2 separate regions of the Homo sapiens genome follow, and region 2 is linked to region 1. The links are chromatin loops, found by intact Hi-C in ENCODE. Cell type or tissue: B cell. All regions are shown on one strand. Links, peaks and the distances in the headings refer to the core of each region. The heading gives the core; the rest is flanking DNA.

Region 1 (10,252 bases), core at 1,129-9,128:
TATGGGAGCTAAGCATTGGGTACATGCAGACACAGAGATGGGAGAAATAAACACTGCGGATTCAAAAAGTGGGGAGGGAGGTAGGAGCATAAGGCTTGAAAAACTACCTATTGGCTACTATGTTCACTACTTGGGCAACGGAATCAGTAGAGACCCAAACTTCATCATCACACAGTCTACCCATGTAACAAACCTGCACATGTACCCTTTGAATCTAAAATTTAAAAAAAGAAACTATTTTGTCTTTTCAGCATGCACAACCTATTGGGGGAATTATTGCCTTATTTATTATTGGTTGGGAAGGTAAGATTTCTCTGATTTTCATACTAAGAAATAAATAACAATTATGATGGCCATAATCTATGGAGTGTTTGCGATATGTCACACTGCTTCCATATGTGACCTCCTTTATATCTCCCCACAATTCTAGGAGGAAGGCACCTTGATAGTCATATTTTATAGACAAGGAAGACAAAATGCTGGGAAGTTAAGTGACTTCTCCAGGACCACACAACCAATAAATGTAACACAACCTTGGAACGAAATCTGACTGTGCCTGACTTCAAAGTCTATGCTTAAATTTCCTCTTTCATCCTCAAGGATGGCCCTGGTTCACACATTTTTTAACGATAAACTTTCTATTTGAGAATTGATTTTGATTTCAGACAAGTTATGAAGATTGTGCAGAGCATTCTAACATACCACCCAGTTTCCTCTATTATTAACACTAATTGTATCTTACATTAATATGGTGAATTTGCCAGAAGTGAACCTGTACTGAAACATTAACTACAATTGTTGCTTTGTTTGGATTCCCTTAATTTTTACTTAATATCCTTTATTTATTTATTTAAAAAAATTTTTTTGGTAGAAACCGGGTCTTGCTATGTTGACCAGCCTGGCCTCAAGTGATCTTCCCACCTCGGCCTTCCAAAGTGTTGGGATTATAGGTGTGGGGCACCCCTCCCGGCCAATCTCCTTCTTCTGTTCCAGGATCCCTTCCAGGATAGCATATTCCACTTACTCATCGTGCCTCCCCAGGCTCCTCTTGGCTGTGACAATTAATCAGACTTTGTTTTTGATGACCTTGACAGTTCGGAGGAGTACTGGTTAGGTTTTCTTTATAGAACGCTCCTCAACCGGGATTGGTCCGGTGTTTTGCTCATGGTTAAACCAGTGAGGTGGGTTTTTAGGAGGGAGACCACAAAGATCAAGTGCCATAACTCATCATATCATATTAAGGTTACCTACGACACCATGATTTAACCTTGATCACCTGGCTGAGGTAGAGTCTGTCAGTTTTCTCTATGGTAAAGTTATGCTTCTCTTCCTTCACCCACCCCTGCCTTGTACCCCCTGTAGAGGGAAGTCACTATGCACAGCCCACACTTAGGGAGTGGGATGTTAGACTCCCCCTCCTTGAGGGCAGAATGTATATGTACATGTTTTGCAATTTTTCTGCACAGGAGATTTGCCTATTTTATTCTGTATTTATTTCATGAATATCAGTATAAACTCATGAATTTTTTTAATACTTGTGTTTGTAATCCAGTGCAACTTTATGTATTTTCTTGCTCGAATTGTTCCAGCTTTGGCCATTGGGAGCTCTTTCCGTGGCCCATGTGTTTCTTTGACACACCGCCATCATTGTGTGTGTGTGTGTGTGTGGTTGTGTTTGAACAATTTCTAGCACTACAAGATCCTCCAGGCTCATCTTGCAGATTTCCTACCCCAGTCCTAGAATCAACCATTTCTCCAAAATTTTTTTTGTAATTGGAGAATGGCATTAAAAACAAAGATCTGGGTGTTAGGTGCTGGTTCTACTACTTTGGGTTGTGGAAGGTTCCCTCTTTTACACTGGGAAGTCAGAGCTTTTCTCCAATTATTTTTGACTTTCCAGAATGGGGAACTTTGGTCTGTAGTTCCTCTCTGCTCTTGGTCTCTGAACCTCTTTCAGCTCCATTTATGCCCATATTGGCTCCTCTGTAAGCAAAACAACCCCGTGACTTGTAGGCATAAATGCTTCATAGTTATGAGTGGTGGGGGTGAAGGTGGTGGTGGTGGTGAGTGGTGGGTGGTGTTTTCTGTCTTGATTCCAGCACCTTCTTTGCTGATGCACAGTGCTTTGTTGACTCCCTTGTCCTCAGAAGCCCTGGATTCACGTCATGAAGGATGAAGTTAACCATGGCTCTGGAATTCCACCTCTGGGTCATGTGTCATCTCAGAGCATATTATCTTCAGCAGAGTCTGGAGTATTTCCTTCAGCATGCGCCTGACACTTCTGTAATATTTTCCTACCCCTTTTTTATTGTCTCCAGTAAAAAAGTAACCTGGGAAAACACAGTATCCTTTGCAAGCTTGAGCAACTCCACCATATTGGCTCATTGCTGCACAATAAACAACACATTTCAATGTCATACAACAAGAACTCATTTAGCCCATGGTTTGTGGGTGGGTTGTGGCTGATCTAGGTGGGCTTGGCTGGTTGGCTCTGTTGATCTCAGCTGGGTTTGCTTACACATCTGAGGGTTAGCAATGAGGGCTGGGCAATCTAGAGAGAATTGGCTAGAGTGGCTCTGCCCATGTATCTATCATCCTTCTCCTGGTTCCAGCACATTAGCCCAGCATGTTCTTCCAGTGGCAACAGCAGAAGCACCAAAGGGCAAGTGAGAACTGCAAGGCCACTTGAGACGTAGGTCCAGAACTAGCAATAGTGAGTTCTGCCTCATTCTGTTGGCCAAAGTGAGTCACACTGCCTAACTCAGCATCAAGAAGTGGGGGAAATAGACTCTGTCCTTTTAGTGGAGAGGGAACAGGCAGTCAATATTTCTGAACAATAGTCTTCCACATCCTACTCTGTACTTCTCTTTCTGGGTTACTTATCAAAATTAAAAACGGTGTTTCTGGAATCTCTAAATTTTCTACAATAACCATGTGAAAGAACTGCAGAGATTCCAGAAGCTGTGATTGATGACACACTGTTAGGAAGGTGCTGGTGTTCACAACTATCCATGTTCCCACCTCTACCTGGGCTCCCACTATTCTATACTTCCCAGCTCTGCTGTATGTAGGTGGCACCACGTGACTAGTTCCAGCCAATGGAAAGAGACCAAAAGTGTCGTGTGTTACCTCTGGTTCAAGACAATTAAGGGTGGCTGTGCCTTTTCTGTGTGCTCTCTTTCCTCATCTGCTCATTGGATGTAAAAAAATCTCATGAAGATCCCCAAGGACCTTGGGTATAGGAGAGAGCTATTTGATGGAAAGAGCCTGGGTCCCTGAATGACTGTGTGGAGCACCGTGGTTTCCAACCCATGCTATCTTGGACTTCTTTGACAAACCGTTGTTGTGTCAAGTCACTGAGATTTAGGAATAGTTTGTTATAGCAGTTTGCATATCGTGACTAATATAACCCACCTTCCTGGTGGTCACTAGTGACACCTGTTGACTTCTTTCAGTTAGCTCTGTTAACTGTAACCTTTATAAGAATTATGTATCTGAGTGTTCATTTTTGACAAGTGACCTGAAGGTTTACTTCAGACATCCACCTACCATTCCCAACTTTGACAATATGACTGATTTTGCTTTAGGGAAATCATCCTCTCTCTAATCTTAGCTGATGTGATTCTAAGGAAGGTGACCCCACTTTCTGGAATCTAGGAGTAGAATATGTAACCCGAGCTGAGCCATGAGGTCCTTGTGTTCCTCCAGCCACAGTGATTGGTTCAGGGGTGCAGGGGTGGGCATGTGACCTAAGTTGGTCCAAATTTAATCTTAAGATGTTGGCTAGCTAAGTTGAAACCCTGAGTGCTTTTACTAGACATTACTAGGGAAGATGATAGATAGTCATGGTAGGTAGGTGCAGACAGCTATCCTGTAATTATACAAACAGCCAGCCTAAGGAGGAAGCTTATACTAAGGATGGCAGAAGCTTACACTAGAAACTGCAGAACAGAGCAATGGAAAGAGCAGGTCCTTGACATCATATCAGACAGTTGGATCAGGCCTTGCCTGAAGCTAATGAATTCTTGTTCAAAGGTCAATAAGTAGCCTATATAGTTTAAGTGAATTAGTTGAGTCTTCATTACTCACATGCGAACTATTTTCAGTGGATTCAGCCTTTATCACTTTTCTAATCAAGTAAGACAATGTTATTCAGAGAATGCAGAACAATATCAAAATAAATGATCTTCAGGGATCACTTCTAATTCTAAAATTTAGAGTTTACGAGGCCTAGTATGAATTCCTAGCACTTAAAGTGTTTACAGTGATCTACACATAGGAATATCTGTTTATCTTGATAGTCAAGGAAAGTCTAATTGTTTGGAGACTTTGGGCAAAAAGATGATGAATATTCCATAAAAGAAATACAGGCCTTCCCACACATGGGCAAACCCCTCCATGGTTCCCATTGCTCTTTACAGGTTTTATAACTGACCGCTCTCCACCCATCTGACCTTATCAGCTACACTCCCACCCACCCCACAACTCACCGAACGTTAAATCCTCTGAGCTCATTTCTGCCCCAGGACCTTTGCACCTGCTATTCTCTTTGCCTAAAATGCACTTGTGCTGACTTCTTCTCCTGGAATCTACCTTAGGTTCTCCCCAGAGAGGCCTTCCCTGATCACCTGCGAAAGAAAATCTTCCTTCTTTGACACTCTTTACAAATTACTGTTTAGTTCCTTCACAGCACTTTTACAGACTCACAGTATCTGGTTCATTTATTTTCTAGTCATCTGGTTCATTTATCTCCTGTTAGAATGAGAGTTCTTCAAGGGCAGAGCCTCTGCCCGTGCTGGTGTCCCCGCTGCCTCCAGCACCTGACACATGGCTGGCACAGAGCAAAAAACAATCAGAGCCTTAGGAGTGAAACAGAGGCAGTAGTTGTTTTTTTTTGTTGTTGTTGTTTTTTTTTAGAGGAGTAGGGAATAGAAGGTACTTGTAGTGTCATGGTGAGGGCAGGAATTTCTGGGAGTGTGAGCAATGTGACAGGGAACAGGGAGCAGGCTGCTACTTGGAAATTGTTATCCGGGTTTATTTATAGAGTACTTCCATTTTCTTTCTTTCTTTCTTTCTTTCTTTCTTTCTTTCTTTCTTTCTTTCTTTCTTTCTTTCTTTCCTTTCTTTCTTTCTTTCTCTTTCTTTCTTCTCTCTCTCTCTTTCTTTTTTCTTTCTTTCTTTTTCTTTCTCTCTCTCTCTTTCTTTTTTTTTTGGAGACGGAGTCCTGCTCTGTTGCCCAGGCTGGAGTGCAATGGTGCATTCATAGCTCACTGCAGCCTCAACCTCCCAGACTCAAGTGATGCCCCCGCCTCAGCCTCCTGAGTAGTTGAGGCCATACCCAGCTAATTTTTTTCATTTTTAAAATTTTTGTAGAGATGAGGTCTCACTGTGTTGTCCAGGCTGGTCTTGAACTCCTGGACTCAAATGATTCTCCCACCCTGACCTCCCAAATTGCTGGGATTACAGGCGTGAATCATGGCGCCTGGCCTCATAGAGTATTTTTAAAAGGAATTGCGTGTGTGTGTGTGTGTGTGTGTGTGTGAGAGAGAGAGAGAGAGAGAGAGATCGACCAATAGAAAGGAAGAGAAGATTACTCATCCAAAAAAATAATAGAATGAACATTAGAAGCTTCCTCAGATGCTTCACTTAATTTCTGCCTAACCCCTGGTATTTCAGGGTCTGTGCCCTCCCAGAGCTTTTATTACCTACATGAGCTTCTCCTCAAAGTTGCAATCTGAGAGCATCCACTTGGGGGAACAAAAGGACACTGTGGGCCCCTGTAGTTCAGCTTCATCATTACGTTTCACTTCCTTTTTATGAGATGGGAATAAAGATAGTTCCCTTAATTTCAGGACATATGAAAATAATTTTTCTTTGGGCTGTTGGGTAAATGCTGTTAACTCAGATCCATAGGCCCCTTCAGGTTTTGGGGGGAACTTTCTCAATCAAATGTTGTTATTGAATGAAAACCTCAAAGCAGAAATTCAAAAGAATGAAGCTCAAGGCAGCTGTATCTTGTTTCTGTTTTGCTTTGAGAGTCAGAATATGCGATCAAAATCTATCTTCCCCTTCCTTATCCTTCATTTTTTTCCCCAGCAGATAAGAAAAAAAATAGTGGTGCTTCTTTTAGGACTTAATTCTCAGAAGGCTAATATCATACACAGTTGGAGCTTCAGAAAACTGCTCTGGAAATTGATATGCACACAACCTGTTCTTGATGAGCTGAAAGAAGCATGAATGTTGAAACGGAGCTGAAAAGGCAGTGGTAGGATGGCAAGGGAGACTGTGATATTTTTTTCTTCCATTTTTCCTTTTCAATATTGTAACATTTTCTTATTGTAGATGAACAAATTTCTACAAACCTGGTACCTGGTACCACCACGCTGCTGTTGTTACTGTTTAAGGTGTCTCCTGTGTCTGTTTTCTCTCGGTGTTACTTGTTCATATTTTCTGGTTTATTTGGTTGATTTAATCCATGTTGTCACGATTTGAAGGGTTTTTTGTTTGTTTGTTTTTGTTTTGTTTTGTTTTGAGACAGGGTCCTGCTCTGTCACACAGGCTGGGGCGCAGTGGTGCCAGCTCAGCTCATTGCAACCTCTGCCTCCTGGCCTCAGGCCATCCTCACACCTCAGCCTCCTAAATAGCTGGGACTACAGGTGCACACCACTACATCTGGCTATTTTTGTTTTTTGTATTTTTTGTAGAGACAGGGTTTCATCAAGTTGGCCAGGCTGGTCTCAAACTCCTGGGCTTAAGCCATCTGCCTGCTTTGGCTTCCCCAAAGTGTTGGGATTACAGGCGTGAGCCACCACACCCAGCAGAGGAGTTCTTAAATTCTGGTTTTTATGCTGGATACTGGATGGGAAAAGAGGAGACAGACACATTTTATTGAGGAGCCGTAGTCCAGAAACAGTAAATATTTACTTGACAAGTGATTTATTCCCTTTCATGCCATGATTAAAGTTTAACTTTCATTGAACAATTGCTCCATTTATATAGATGAAAATAAATAATTGGGAACATATGTGACAGCCCTTTCACTGGTCTCCCCACGATCTCTCTGGCCCTCCAGTAACCCATTATGTTCACAGCAGTCTTTCTGAAAAAACAAAACAAAAAAAAAAACAAAAAACAAATCATGCCCCAGTGCCTGCTTAACACATTCAATGGCTCCCTTTTGTCCTCAGAATTCAGCCCACACTTCCTATCCAAACTTTGAGAACTTGCAGAGTCTAGCTCTTTATTGATACCTCCAGTTGAATCTCATTTCTGCTATCTTTGAAGAGAGGGATAGCGGTTTGGGTGCGGGGTCAGAAACTAGGTGTGTCGGTGAGAGATTAGTCCGGGAAGCAGAGCCACACGGTGGTATGTTTGGAATAAGAACTGTGTTACAGGAATCAGATGATACACGCTTGTAGGAGAAGCTGGGGAAGAAGGTCCACTGAGAGCACTGAGGATCACTAACAAGGGCTGGTGCAAGTGAATGAGTCAGGAGCTTGTAGGGAAGTCCGAAGCTTGGTGTATTGAGCTGGTGCACAGGCACCAGGAAAGGGGCTGATCTAGAAGTCTATGGAATGTATTAGTTCTCCACGGTGACTGCCTCTGTGAATCTGCCGCTAAGGGTCTGAGGGTGGGCTTGCCATCACTGCTGGTCAGCAGGGTCGGGGAGAGCTAGATACAGAGCAGGGAAGATGGAGGACAAACTGGAAGCTGCTGGCCCCTCTGTGTCTGGCCACCCCTCACTGCTTCTAACCAATGATGACCTTCAGAGTGTAACGGCTGCTGCTTCCCATGAGCCTCCCTGGTCTTGCACAACCTCATTTTGGGGCAACTCTAACCTAGGAACATACAGGAAAAGGAGGTCTGAGAAATGTGGTTCCCAGCATAACCAAGTTGTCAACAGAATAATCCGGTAGATGTAGTCTCTGTACTCAAAGAACAGGAAAAAAGAGCAGAGAGGCCAAAAGAGGGTACTGGGGCAGTTTTGCTGTGTGATGAGTGATGTCATCCCTCCCTTCATATCTCCACCTCATCTTCAATAAAATCCACAGCCCTTGGCCATACTGTTTAAGTTGGATTTATTTCTTCCACTTTCCTCCCTTCCTCCTCCCTCCATCCCTTCCTCCTCCCATCCTCTCCCCCTCTCTTCCTTCCCTCCCTTCTCCCTTCTAGATGTCCTGGGTCTGGTCTGAACTTGGCACGGGGAAGAACAAGGCCTGCAAAGGTGGTCCAAACACATACAGTTTCCACTTTACTGAAAGGAGACATGGGTTTCCAATGTTGAGAAATCATAATCTAGCCAACCCTCTTTTTTATGTTAACTTCGTCTCCTTTCTATGAATGAGGCAATGCAGAAGTACAAAAAAAAAAAAAAAAAAAAAGCAGGGTAGTGGGGAAGGAAAGATTCTGTCTCCCTCCCAGGGAGAAGGTGATGAAAAGGGAGAAGCTAGTGCCTCTGCACCAGCTGAACGCAACAAGCTTCCAGACTTCCCTGCAAGGATCCCTCCCAGCCCTACTTACTCTTTGTTTCACAGTCAAAAAGCAGAAGTCCAAAGAGGTGAAGCACTTTGCTCCAAATCACACAGCACTCATTTTGGCCTAGAAACGGGCCTATTAGGAGTGACTCATCTCTTAAAAGGCCACACTCTCCAAGCCTGTTCTCTAAAGTGCTTACATCTACCCGGGGGGTCAGAGAGTGTCTTCACCTAAAACAATTTGCATTGATCATTGTGGTCGCAATTTCCATTTCTACATTAAAGTGGGGAAAGTGAGGCTAATTCTTAAGCTGTTGTTGGCAGAGCTTCTTATGGGGAGGTTATATCTTGGTTGGGGCCACCACAGATCAGGGGCTGACCTCTGTTGTAGAAACTCAACTCTATAGTTCACTTGGGTGAAGTCAATTTATTAATTTACCTTTGTAGTGACTGGAATGCTTGTGGATACATTTTTGGGCTCAGGGACTCTGGAAGTCTTTGACCATGGCCCATGGTAAGAAGTACATTTTATTTAATACAAAGCAGTGGAATACACACACACACACACACACACACACACACACACACACACACACACATCTGAAACAAATATTTCACTTAACGATGCTTAAAACTGACTGTGTATGACTCACTCTGATGATTTTTATTCCATTCTATTTCACTTCATTATGTAAAAATGCTGCTAGCATCCATGTAAATGTATTCCATGACCTACCGATTGGCCTTGAGTCCCAGCATAAAAAACACTAAGCTAGGGCCTCTCTTCTTGCAATCGAAGGATCTCAGAAGGAAGCAAAATTGAATTTAATCATCATAAAGTTGTTGTTATACCTCGAGTCAGAGTGGAGAGTGTGAGAGCAGCTTGAGGGTGAATTGAGTAACAGTGTGATAGGTCTGCGTGAGTTAAACCTGCTCTCTTGCAGGGCTCACTTTTCTAGCGACTGTCATGCTCAGTTTGCTAAGGAGTGTTCACTGCTCCCATTTACTGAGTCCTTATGGCGTGCTCAGTGATGGAGAGTAACAGGAAACATGAAAGAGGTCTGACAATATGGTAGGAATGAGTAGATTGATGTGAGTGAAGGAAAACACTCCTCTGCAGAGTCATGCCCAGGGACAAGCACAGTGAAAACCAAGTTGTTTTAAAACCAGCTGGTGTCTGTGATATGGAGGTATGTGGAAGGAAAACCCTGTCATTCATGTCATCGTGGTCACAGAACATGATATAATTTGTATGTCCGGAAGAACACAGCAAGAGGTTTTTTTTTTTGCTTTTTTTTTTTTTTTTTTTACTACTAAGGGCCATTCAGGTCCTAAACATGGAAGTTCAAGGCACCAAACCTCCAGTGTTATCATTACAAGAATATGGGAAGAAGCACTAGCTACTTGGGAAGATCGCTTGAATCCAGAAAGCTGAGGCTGCAGTGAGATGTGATCATGCCTCTACATGCCAGCCTGGGCAACAGAGTAAGACCCAGTCTCTAAAAGAGGGAGAAGGAGGGAGGGAGACAGAGAGAGAACTAGATGTGCAGATCTCAAAGGGTCCTAGGTGGAACACTGTGAGGAGAATCTTGCATGGAAGGAAGAGAGAGAGCAGAGGAATGAGAGACTTTGTGTTGCATTGGAGAACTCCAGGCAGGGTGCAAGCTGTGCATCTCCATCTGCCTCTGATCAAGTTTGTGTAGATTAGATAATAACTCATATAGATGTAGATAATAACTCACATAGGTATAGATAATAATTCACATAGTTGCATACCC
Region 2 (10,252 bases), core at 1,440-9,439, 110 kb after region 1:
AGAAAATGTGAAAGTTTTACAAGAAGAGGGATGGAATGTAATGTTTAATGTTGATGTCATAGAGTGACAAAATGGCATTGTTGGCATTCATAGCTCCTCACTTAGCTATCTTCTGAGACTTTTAAGAGTTATAAGGTATAACTAACTATAAAACTAATTTTTCTTACACACTAAATGGGCATTATTTGTTCAAAATAGTGAAGTTTCGGCTTCACATTCATTCCAGTGGGATACGGCTTTTATGCAAAACATTTTTAGAACTCCAGTTTTCAAATCATGTTTGAATCTATATTCACTTTTAAAGTCTACTTAATGGTGGTCATTTTTTCCCCTTTAGAATATATTAAATAGTTGATTTGGGGAGGAAAACTTATTCTGAATATTAACAGTGGTGAAAAGGAATGTGGAAGTTAACCTTTACCAAAAGAGGAAGTTGGCAAAAACAGCCTTCTAGCACACTGTTTAAAATGAATAATGGCAGCCTAAACTTAACAGTTTTTACCCTGAAGTGCAAAAGTGAAACATACAAAATAAAACTATTTTTAAGAGTAACTAAAAAATTTCAAAATACAAATTTGAATAGCAGCATTAGTGGTATAAGTGTCTAGCAAAGGAAAAATTAAATCTAATAAATAAAATGAAGGTCTAGTGTGTATGTTATAAAATACTCTCTTACAGTCACACCTTAAATTAAACCTTATACTAGGTTCCTCTATTTTCAGGATATAATTCTTAACTATCATTATTTACCTGATTTAATCATTAGATTTGAAATTCTGTGCCATGGCATATACGTTCAAATTCAAACCATTTTAAAATGTGACAGATGGACTTCATGCAAGTTGGCAATGGTTCTCGTACTAAAAACTGTGGTTGTTTTTTCTGTTTACATAACCTGCTTAGTATTGACTCTCTACCAAGAGGGTCTTCCTAAGAAGAGTGACGTCATTATTTCCTCTTGTCAACAACTTGTGACATGAGATTCTTAAAGGGCTTTATGTGAACTATGATATTGTAATTTTTCTAAGTATATTCAAAAGGGTAACAAAATTATGTTATGTACTAAATCTGATCAGGAAAGTAAGCCAGGAAAAGTTGATGGTATTCATTAGGTTTTAACTGAATGGAGCAGTTCCTTATATAATAACAATTGTATAGTAGGGATAAAACACTAACTTAATGTGTATTCATTTTAAATTGTTCTGTATTTTTAAATTGCCAAGAAAAATAAACAACTTTGTACATTTGAAGAGTTTTTCCAACAGCTTTTCGTCTTCAGTGTCTTAATGTGGAAGTTAACCTTTACCAAAAAAGGAAGTTAGCAAAAACAGCCTTCTAGCACACTTTTTAAAATGAATAATGGCAGCCTAAACTTAATATTTTTATAAAGTATTATAATATTGTTTTGTGGATAATTGAAATAAAAAATTCTCATTAAAAAATGAAGTGATATAAGGATATAGTTAGACAAACAAAAACTGAGGGATTTGTCAATAGTGGACCTGCATGACAAGAAATACTAAAGGGAGGTACTTTAGTCAGAAGGAAAATGATCTGGCCAGGCATGGTGGCTCACGCCTGTAATCTCAGCACTTTGGGAGGCCAAGGCAGGCGGATCACGAGGTCAGGAGACCGAGACCATCCTGGCTAACACAGTGAAACTCTGTCTCTACTAAAAATACAAAACAGCCGGGTGTGGTGGCAGGTGCCTGTAGTCCCAGCTACTCAGGAGGCTGAGGCAGGAGAATGGCGTGAACCCGGGAGGCGGAGCTTGCAGGAAAATGATCCAGATGGAGATGCAGGGAGAAATGGAGAGCATGAAGGGTGAATATGTATGTAAAATATAAATGAATGTTGACTGTATAAAACAATAATGTCGTGTTTCTCGAGCTTAAAATAATCTAGAACTAAATTGCATGACAGTAGCACAAAATGCAGGGGAGGTTAATGAAGTTAAAATATTTTAAGTTTCTAGGATTATTGGGGGTTAGTGTAAGTAATAATTTTAGTATAAGTAATAATTTCCATTGGATTGTAATCAGTCAGGGATGTTTATTTTAATTTCTAAGATAATTTATAAAAGAATAGTGTATATAGTCATGCACTGCATAATGATATTAGGCCAACAAAAGACCACGTATATGACAGTGATCCCAGAAGATTTTAATACTATATTTTTACTGTACCTTTTCAGTAAAAGGTACGTATATTCAAAAGGTAAGTATATTCAAATGGTAAGTTTGAATATACTTACCATTGTGTTACAGTTGCCTGCAGTATTCAGTATAGTCACATGCTGCACAGGTTTGAATCCTAGGAGCAATAGGCTACATCATACGGCGTAGGGGTGTAGTAGGTATACGATGTAGGCTCTTGTAAGCATGCTCTGTGATGTTCACACAATTATGAAATTGCCTATTGACACATTTCTTAGAACATATCCCTGTCATTAAGCTCCACATGACTGTATATCTAACAAGTTAAAAGAGGGAAAAATTAAAACAACATTTGCTAATCAACAGAAAGGCAAAAAAAGGAATATAAGTAGGACATAAAATAGGTGGGTCAAATTGCAAACAAAGAGTAAGTAGCTACAAATCTATTTAAGTAATTACATTTCATGTAAAGGATTAAATACTCCAAGTAAAAGATTAGGTTTTTCAGACTGGATAAAGAACCAACCCTCCCCCAATATACTGCTTACAAGAGATATAAACACATGGATGGAAGAGGTGATATAATACGAACACTAACCAAAGCAAAGCCGGCATAACTACACTAGTATCAGGCAAACTATGCAATAATGCTGCTTTTAAATAAAGATATGTTTCTTAATGATAACAGGGCCAATCCAACAAAAAGATATCACAAACTGAAATCTGTAGGTTACAAATAACTTCAAAGAATATAAAGCAAAAATTGGCAGATATAAAATGACAAATCTATAATCCTGTTGGGAGATATTAACACATAACCTTCTAGAGCTTATAGAACAGACAGACAAAAAATTAGTAAGGATATAGAAGATCCTAATAAAATGATGAGTAAATTTGACCTAATTGACATATGTAAAATGCTGCACCTAGCAAAAATAGAATTCACATTCTTTTTTTTTGAGATGGAATCTTGCTCTGTTGCCCAGGCAATGCAGTGACATGATCTCGGCTCACTGCAACCTGTCTCCCGGGTTCAACCAATTCTCCTGCCTCAGCCTCCCAAGTAGCTGGGACTACAGGCACCCGCCACCACGCTCAGCTAATTTTTGTATTTTTAGTAGAGACGGGGTTTCACCATGTTGGCCAGCCTGGTCTCGAACTCCTGACCTCGTAATCGGCCCGCCTCAGCCTCCCAAAGTGCTGGGATTACAGGCGTGAGCCACCGGCGCCCAGCCCACATTCTTTAACGTACACATGGAGCATCAAAATAGATCATGTGCTGAGTCCTAAAGGAAGCTTCTACAAATTTCATGATTGAAATTGCTTAGAGCATGTTCTCTGACAATAGAATTAAGCTCAAATTTAATAACAGAGTTAAACTAAAGAATCCTTAACTGCCTGAAAATGAATATACTTCTAAACAATTTATAAGTCAAAGAGGAAAGTAAAATAGAAATTAGAAACTATTTTTAATGAAAATATATTTAAGAAATGATATATACCATTATTATTAGTGTGATATATCTTTATCCTAAAACATTAAATGGTCAAAAGAAAGCATAGCATGACTGGACCTGCCTGATATTAGTCATCATTGTAAAAATTTGAAAATTGGAGGAATATTCTTTTCTTTCTCATTTATATATGAAAATATACATAAAAATATACATACACATGAAAACTTAGAAAATTATGTTAATGTATTTTTAGGAAGAAGGGTCAAATTATGATGTACGTTTACCATAATGTAAAAACGTAAGCTAAATCCAAAAGGATTTTACTCAGTGACCTTATTATTTCAGTCTGAATCATAATCAGGCATTTTACCTGGATACGTATCCCAGCTTGATCTGTCATAAAAAATTTCTTTCTTGTGTTTCTAAAAACTTCAACTCTCCAGTTTCAGCATTTACTAAGTCACCTTGTCAAACACAGAGAAATCTCCTTTAGCAGATAATTTTTGCTGGGTTGAAACAGATGGGCAATCTACTTGTGGTTATTTCCTAAGTACTTATTGCAGATATGGTGGTGATTGCTGCTCATGCATTTCCATTTGAACTTGAAGCATTGGTGTTTCTCTTAGCTGGCATCCTCCCCAGCTCTTCTCACCTCTCTTCTGGCTTGGCACATGGTGGGTCTGGCTCATCAGATGATCCCCTTGGAGGATGCTGCAAAACTCCTCAGCAACCTGCTCTGTATTCTTTGGCTGAAGATATCCTCCACTCTTGGGGCTCAAGTGCATTTCTCTAAGTCAATGCAGCCTTTACACTTTGAAGTTATTAGTAATTCTTCTCTGACCCCTCATTTTTGTCAGTTTAGTAATTTTTCTTTAATTTCTGCTTGTTGATTTGTGACCCCAATCTCTAGAAAACTCTTGTCAGGTATCTTGAAATGTACATTTTGTACATTGTATTTCCACTTTCCTGTGTCCCCAAACAGTTACCCATTTCCCATGTTAAAGTTCTAACTGCGTATCCTGGCATTCAAAGTATCTTTACATTACTTATTACCTACCTCTCCCTGTTAGTTTTCACTACCTTCTTACATAGAATGTCTACGTTGGCCAAACCTGACTAACCAGCATTCCCCAAATCCAAGCCCATTCTTTTTGTTACTTTACTGTGTCCTTTCCCCAGCCTAGAATGCTGCTGCTTCGCTTGTTGAAAGCCTAGCTTTCTCTAAGGTCTAGCTCAATATGGAAAATTTCTACATTTTCTAGCAAGTCTGTTTGTGCAGCTATTTCCGTCTTCTGTGATGGCTGACTCCTCTGATTCTTACACTGTTTGTTGTCTAATGCTCATGTCATGCCTACCATGTGCCTGCTGCTTGTGTGTGTGTGGTCAGCATTTTCATCTGGACCATTATTTGACTCATCAGCAGAAGACCTAGCTAGGATCTAGGTGCAACGGTGCCTCTTACTTGCTGTGGGATATGGGGCAAGTCATTCAGCAAACCCTGAAGTATCTACCTTATGTCAGACCCTGAGCTTACAAATGCAGACACTGTCCCTGTACTTGAGGCTGTCATAGTATGAGGGCTTCATATCTGAACTTCAGTTACCTCATCTATAAAGTGAGGCTAGTGATCGTCTTCTGCTTACTTCACAGGCTAACTGTGAGTTTCAAATAGGACACCAGATGAACAATTGCTTTCTAAACCATAGTGTCTATAATATGCTGTTCCGTTACGTGCAGCATAGTGGTTGAAAGTTCTAGTGCTGAACTCTGACTGCCTGGATTTCAACTCTACTGCTTACTAGTTGTGTAAACTTGGGAAAGCTTTTCTCTACCTGGGTTTCCTTAGCTAAGAACTGGAATGATTATAGTACCTGTCTTGTAGGGTGGTTGTGTGTATACACAACACACATAGAACAGTGATGCCCCACAGCTACTGCTCTGTGTGTTGATTTATATACTTCTTATTCCAGTTAGATTTTGAGGCAGCTTATAGAAATATGTACATTATGCCTAGATTTAAAAATAAATAATGGGAAAGAGAAAATAAATATTATTCCAAGGTAAAGTTACTATATAGATTTTTTCACTGATTCAACCAATATTTATTTATTATTTTTTAAATTTTGAGACAGGGTCTCACTCTGTCACCCAGGCTGGGGTGCAGTGGTGCAATCATGGCTCCCTCTAGTCTTGAACTCCTGGGCTCAAGTGATCCTCCTGCCTCAGCCTCCTGAGTAGCTTAGATAACAGGGTGTACCACCACACCCAGATACTTTTTTTTTAATTTTAAAAATTTTTGTAGAGATGAGGTCTCACTGTGTTGCCCAGGCTGGTCTTGAATTTCTGGCCTTAAGTGATCCTCCCCCCATAGCCTCCCAAAGTGCTGGGATTATAGGCATGAGCTACTACTACTCCTGGCATAACCAATATTTATTAAACACCAACATTATGCCAGACACTGTTCAGATGAACAGATACAAAGAACTTATCTCTTTGAGCTTGTATTCTGGTTGAGAGAAACAGACAAGAAACAAATAATAAACAGGAAATGTACCTGGAAGTAAAAACTGCTATGTAATGACTCAAAACCTACTCAAAACTCAGCATGTTGTATTGTGACTTGGTGACCACTTTAGATTGATGGGTCAAAGACTGTCTGAGGAGATGACATCTAAACCCAGGTTTGAATGTTAAAGAGGCTGGTCTTTTGAAGATGGAAGCTTGGTGAGGGGGAGAGCATTTTAGGCTAAAGTTGTGGCCAAGACAGAGCCCCTAACATGGTAGGAAAGAACTGGGCATGTTTGGGGAACTGAAACAGGACTAGTGTGGTCTGGTTGTACTGCATGAAGAGAGGGGCAGGTAGTGTGAGATAAGATCAGGTTGAAGAGAGAGGCAGAGTGTTTGGGGCCAGAGTAACACATTTACATTTTATTCTAATGCCCGTGGAAAAATTAAAACAGAGGAGTATTAGGTGTCATGTTTTATAAGTATCAGTTAGGTCAAGGTAGTTGATATGATACCTTCTACATCTCTTTTGATTTTATATCTAGTTGTTCTATCAATTGCTGAGAAAAGGGTGTTAAAATTTTCAACTATGATTGTAGAATGTCTGTTTCTTCTTTTATTTTGTCCATTTTCTCCATAATTTTTGAAGCTCTGCTATTGAGTACAGAAACATTTTTGATTGTTGTGTCTTTCCATATGAAATGTGTCTATCTCTGGTAATATTCTTTGTCTTGAAATTGACTTCACTGGATATTAATACAGATGTAGACACTTCAGTCTTATGCTTACTATTTTCATGAGGTATCTTTTCCCATCGTTCTACTATCAATTTGTTTTTATATATAAAGTGTGTTTCTTTTAGACAGATATAAAAGTGTCTTGATTATTTTTTTCCCTCATTCTGACAGCCTCTGCTTTTTAGTGAAGTAATTTTAGATATTGTATTTATCCTTTGTGGAGTTTGCTGAGTTTCTTGAATCTGTAAATTTATATATATATTTTTTACCAAATCTGGGAAAATTAGGGGCCATTACTTCTTAAAGGATTATTTTTCTACCTCAATCTTTCTTTCCTCTCCTTTTAAGACTGATTATATATATATTTGATATTTGGATATTATCTGTCCTATATATCCTGGATGCCCTGTCTGAGTTTTCCCCCAATATTTTTTCTTTCTTTTCTTTAGATTGGATACTTCCTGTGGATTTGTCTTCAAATTTATTGGCATTTTCTTTTGGCATCTCTAATCTGCCATTCCATTGAATGTTTTTTTCAGATACTCTATTTTTTACTTCTGACATTTTTATCTGGTTCTTTTCATAGTTATTTTCTGCTGCTATTTCCTATCTTTTTATTCGTTACATGAATATTTTCTGTTAACATCCTTTCTGTTATGTCCAGTTATAATAGCTGCTTTAAAATCCTTGTCTGATAATTCTAACATTTGGGCTATCTTGGATTGGTTTTCATTGATGGTTTGTCCTCTTGCATATGGGTCACATTTTCTGTTTCTTCATCTGTAGAATAATTTTAGCTTGTATCTTGAACATGTGATTGATACATTGTGGATACTCTAAACTCTGTTATGCTCCTCCAAGGTGTATGGATTTTTTCATCTGTTCGTTGAAGAATACAGTTAACTTGGCTTACTCAAACTCTGAGCCCTGTCCTCTCTGCAGTGGTGGAAGATGAATCTTGTTCAGTTCTTTAAGGCTCAGCTAGGCTGCTTAGGGTCTGTCATGCTCATGTGTCATTATGGGGCCCACCAGGGATTTTGACTGGATTTATACATAGAATTTTGGAGCTTTCCTTCTGTGGCTCTTTATTTTCTTACAGTTTCTGTTGGATGCCCTTTTCCATTCTCTGTGTTCCTTTGGTCACTCTTCAGTGCTTATTGTCTATGTGTCCAGAATTTTAGTTGTTATCTCAGGAGGATTGTTCTGTTAGGAATTAATTGGTTCTGACCAGAAGCAGAGCCTGAGTTTGTGTTATATTTTGAATATAAAGCAAACGTGATTTGCTGATGAATTGGATGTAGGGGGTGGTGGTGGCAGGGGCGTGGCGAAAGAGTGGAATCACTATGATTATTCATTTTTTGGCTTAAGCAACTGGGAGGATGATTTTACTCATTTTTTTGATAAAGAAGACTGGGAGAGGAGCCCGTTTGGCTGGAGTACAGAGGATGTGGAAGTTAAGGGTTTCATTTAGATGTGTTAAATTTGAGATGCTTTCTAGATATTCAACTGAAAATGTCAAATAGATAGTTAGATATTTAGAATCTGGAGCTCAGGAGTCCTAGAGATCCAGACTTAGTCATCAGAATATAATTGATATTTGAAACTGTGGGACTACATAGCTTTACCTAGGGAGAACTTAGCTGGTGAAGAAGGGGTGCCCCCAGCACCATGCTCTGAGGCAGTTCAGGATTTGGAAGTCAAGCAGAGGAGAGGAACTACCAAAGGAGACCAAGAAAGAGAAGCCTGGAGAGGATAGGTCACAGAAGTCAGAGAAGAATATTTCAAAGAAGGCATCAGTGGACAACTGATTTGAATGCTGCTGAGAAGTCAATAAGGTGAAGGACAAAAGAGAGAGCCTTGGATTGGGCCAGACAGAGATGACTTCACTAGACCATCTCACTACAATGGTGGTGGAACAAAGGGTGGGCGCAGAAGCAGAGACTATGACACCTGTGGACCAAAAGTGCTTGCTCTTAGGGCTCAGGTTATTTAGGCTTCCAGTTCACCTGGGAGCTGTGTAACCACCAAAGCAGAAAGGGACTACAGGTCTGTGAATATTTATTATTGATGATAGTGTTTCTATCCTGCAGTAGGGAAGACTTTTCACCTTGAACTCAGACCTTTCCCTGCCCAGGTTACCTGGACAACCAAACTTCCGGGGTCAGAGATGGCATTTGCTATGTATATGCTGCAATAGGATGTTTGTTTAGAGCTATTGGTAGTCGACTGCATGGTCTTTAATCAGTGGTCTTACTGATTATAGAAAGTGAATACCAAATTACAGCCACAGATGCTTTAGGCTCTTATTTTGCATACCAAGAGTTACCTTTTCTGTTGTCAAGTTGGAGCTTAGAAGGCACAAGGCTCTTAGTCAAGACAGTGTTGTGGTTCAGAGCATGATTTACCCAGAAATGATGGGATTTGACTGTTCATGGGAAGGAGCTTCCACAGAATGAGCATTTGTTTAACCAGGTGTCAATTTGCTTTGCAGGTTTCTTGGAACATAGACTTAAATTTCATTACACTTGTTTTCAAGGATCATCATTCCATGAAGTCTTATTATCCCTTGAGGCTGTTCTTATGTAGAGGCAGAAACTTTTGCCTTTGGTTTAGTGATAGTCTACCATTTTATCCTAGCATTCTGGCATTAACCTTTGGATTTGCCTAAAGCAAAATACAACAAAAGGAATCAGCCAAGCCAAAAATCTTTGATTTATTTTCCGACTCTCCTTCGGATTTTGGTATCTGGCTTCTGTTACTTTGCAGCTACCATATTCACATCTGGTATGGTGCTTGGACATGTTAGACTTGTTCTCCTGAATTGACTTAGAATGGTTAAGCCCTGGTCTTTTGGCTATGTTGACATTACTGGACTGATTCTTCATAAAGATTTTCCTGTTGGATAGAGTATCAGCCTTCCCCAGTCTGCCTGCCTTTATGTCAGGTTTTATTGTCTTCTTCAAGAAGACTCCATGTGAATTTCAGCCATCACAGTGTAACACTGATGATCTTTCAGGACAATTAAGATGTTCCTGGGAATTTCTCAGCGTGTGAACCTGCTAGCCCTCATATGACTCATGGGACCTCAGTGTTTCACGTACCCTTTTTCCCTCACCTGCATGACTGTGCCCTTATCTTTATTAGGAGTCTAATAAATAGGATTTGCTGGTTTTGATTTCAAAGCTGTGAAAGCCGTACTATAAGGTAAAAGGTAACCTTTATTTCTATTTAGTTTGTGAAAGGAAGTCATATGTACTAATCAGTCATTATAGTGAAGATCTTTGTGACAGTTTCCCTCCGAGCTTCATATTTCATGTATGTTTTCATTCTCTTCTTGTCTTTTGGATTAAAAGTATTTCTGTAAATAAATTGGGAACAATTCTGAGGTCCAGGACCT

What was found. A loop is a pair of places that touch in the nucleus more often than their neighbours do. Peaks named below come from ENCODE experiments on the same cell type or tissue, not always from the same donor. Only the 100,000 strongest peaks of a DNase experiment are listed, where the experiment ranks them.
Region 2: it touches region 1 in a loop (4-fold over the local background); 3 of 110 quality-filtered maps call a loop at or near these places.

The regions. Positions count from the first base shown.
Region 1 is chr22:25,538,379-25,548,630 of GRCh38, forward strand. No RefSeq gene overlaps it. Among named protein-coding and RNA genes, the nearest start is that of GRK3, 21 kb to the right of the region's middle. In B cell, for the core only: CTCF peaks have their summits at 5,744 (motif pointing right) and 5,951; a DNase peak (open chromatin) is centred at 5,773; H3K4me3 peaks cover 634 bases; H3K27ac peaks cover 291 bases.
Region 2 is chr22:25,650,597-25,660,848 of GRCh38, forward strand. The region is part of intron 3 of GRK3 (G protein-coupled receptor kinase 3); the gene reads left to right. It also overlaps the pseudogene YES1P1. Among named protein-coding and RNA genes, the nearest start is that of MYO18B, 86 kb to the right of the region's middle. In B cell, for the core only: no CTCF peak of the experiment used is centred there; a DNase peak (open chromatin) is centred at 6,425; H3K27ac peaks cover 4,756 bases.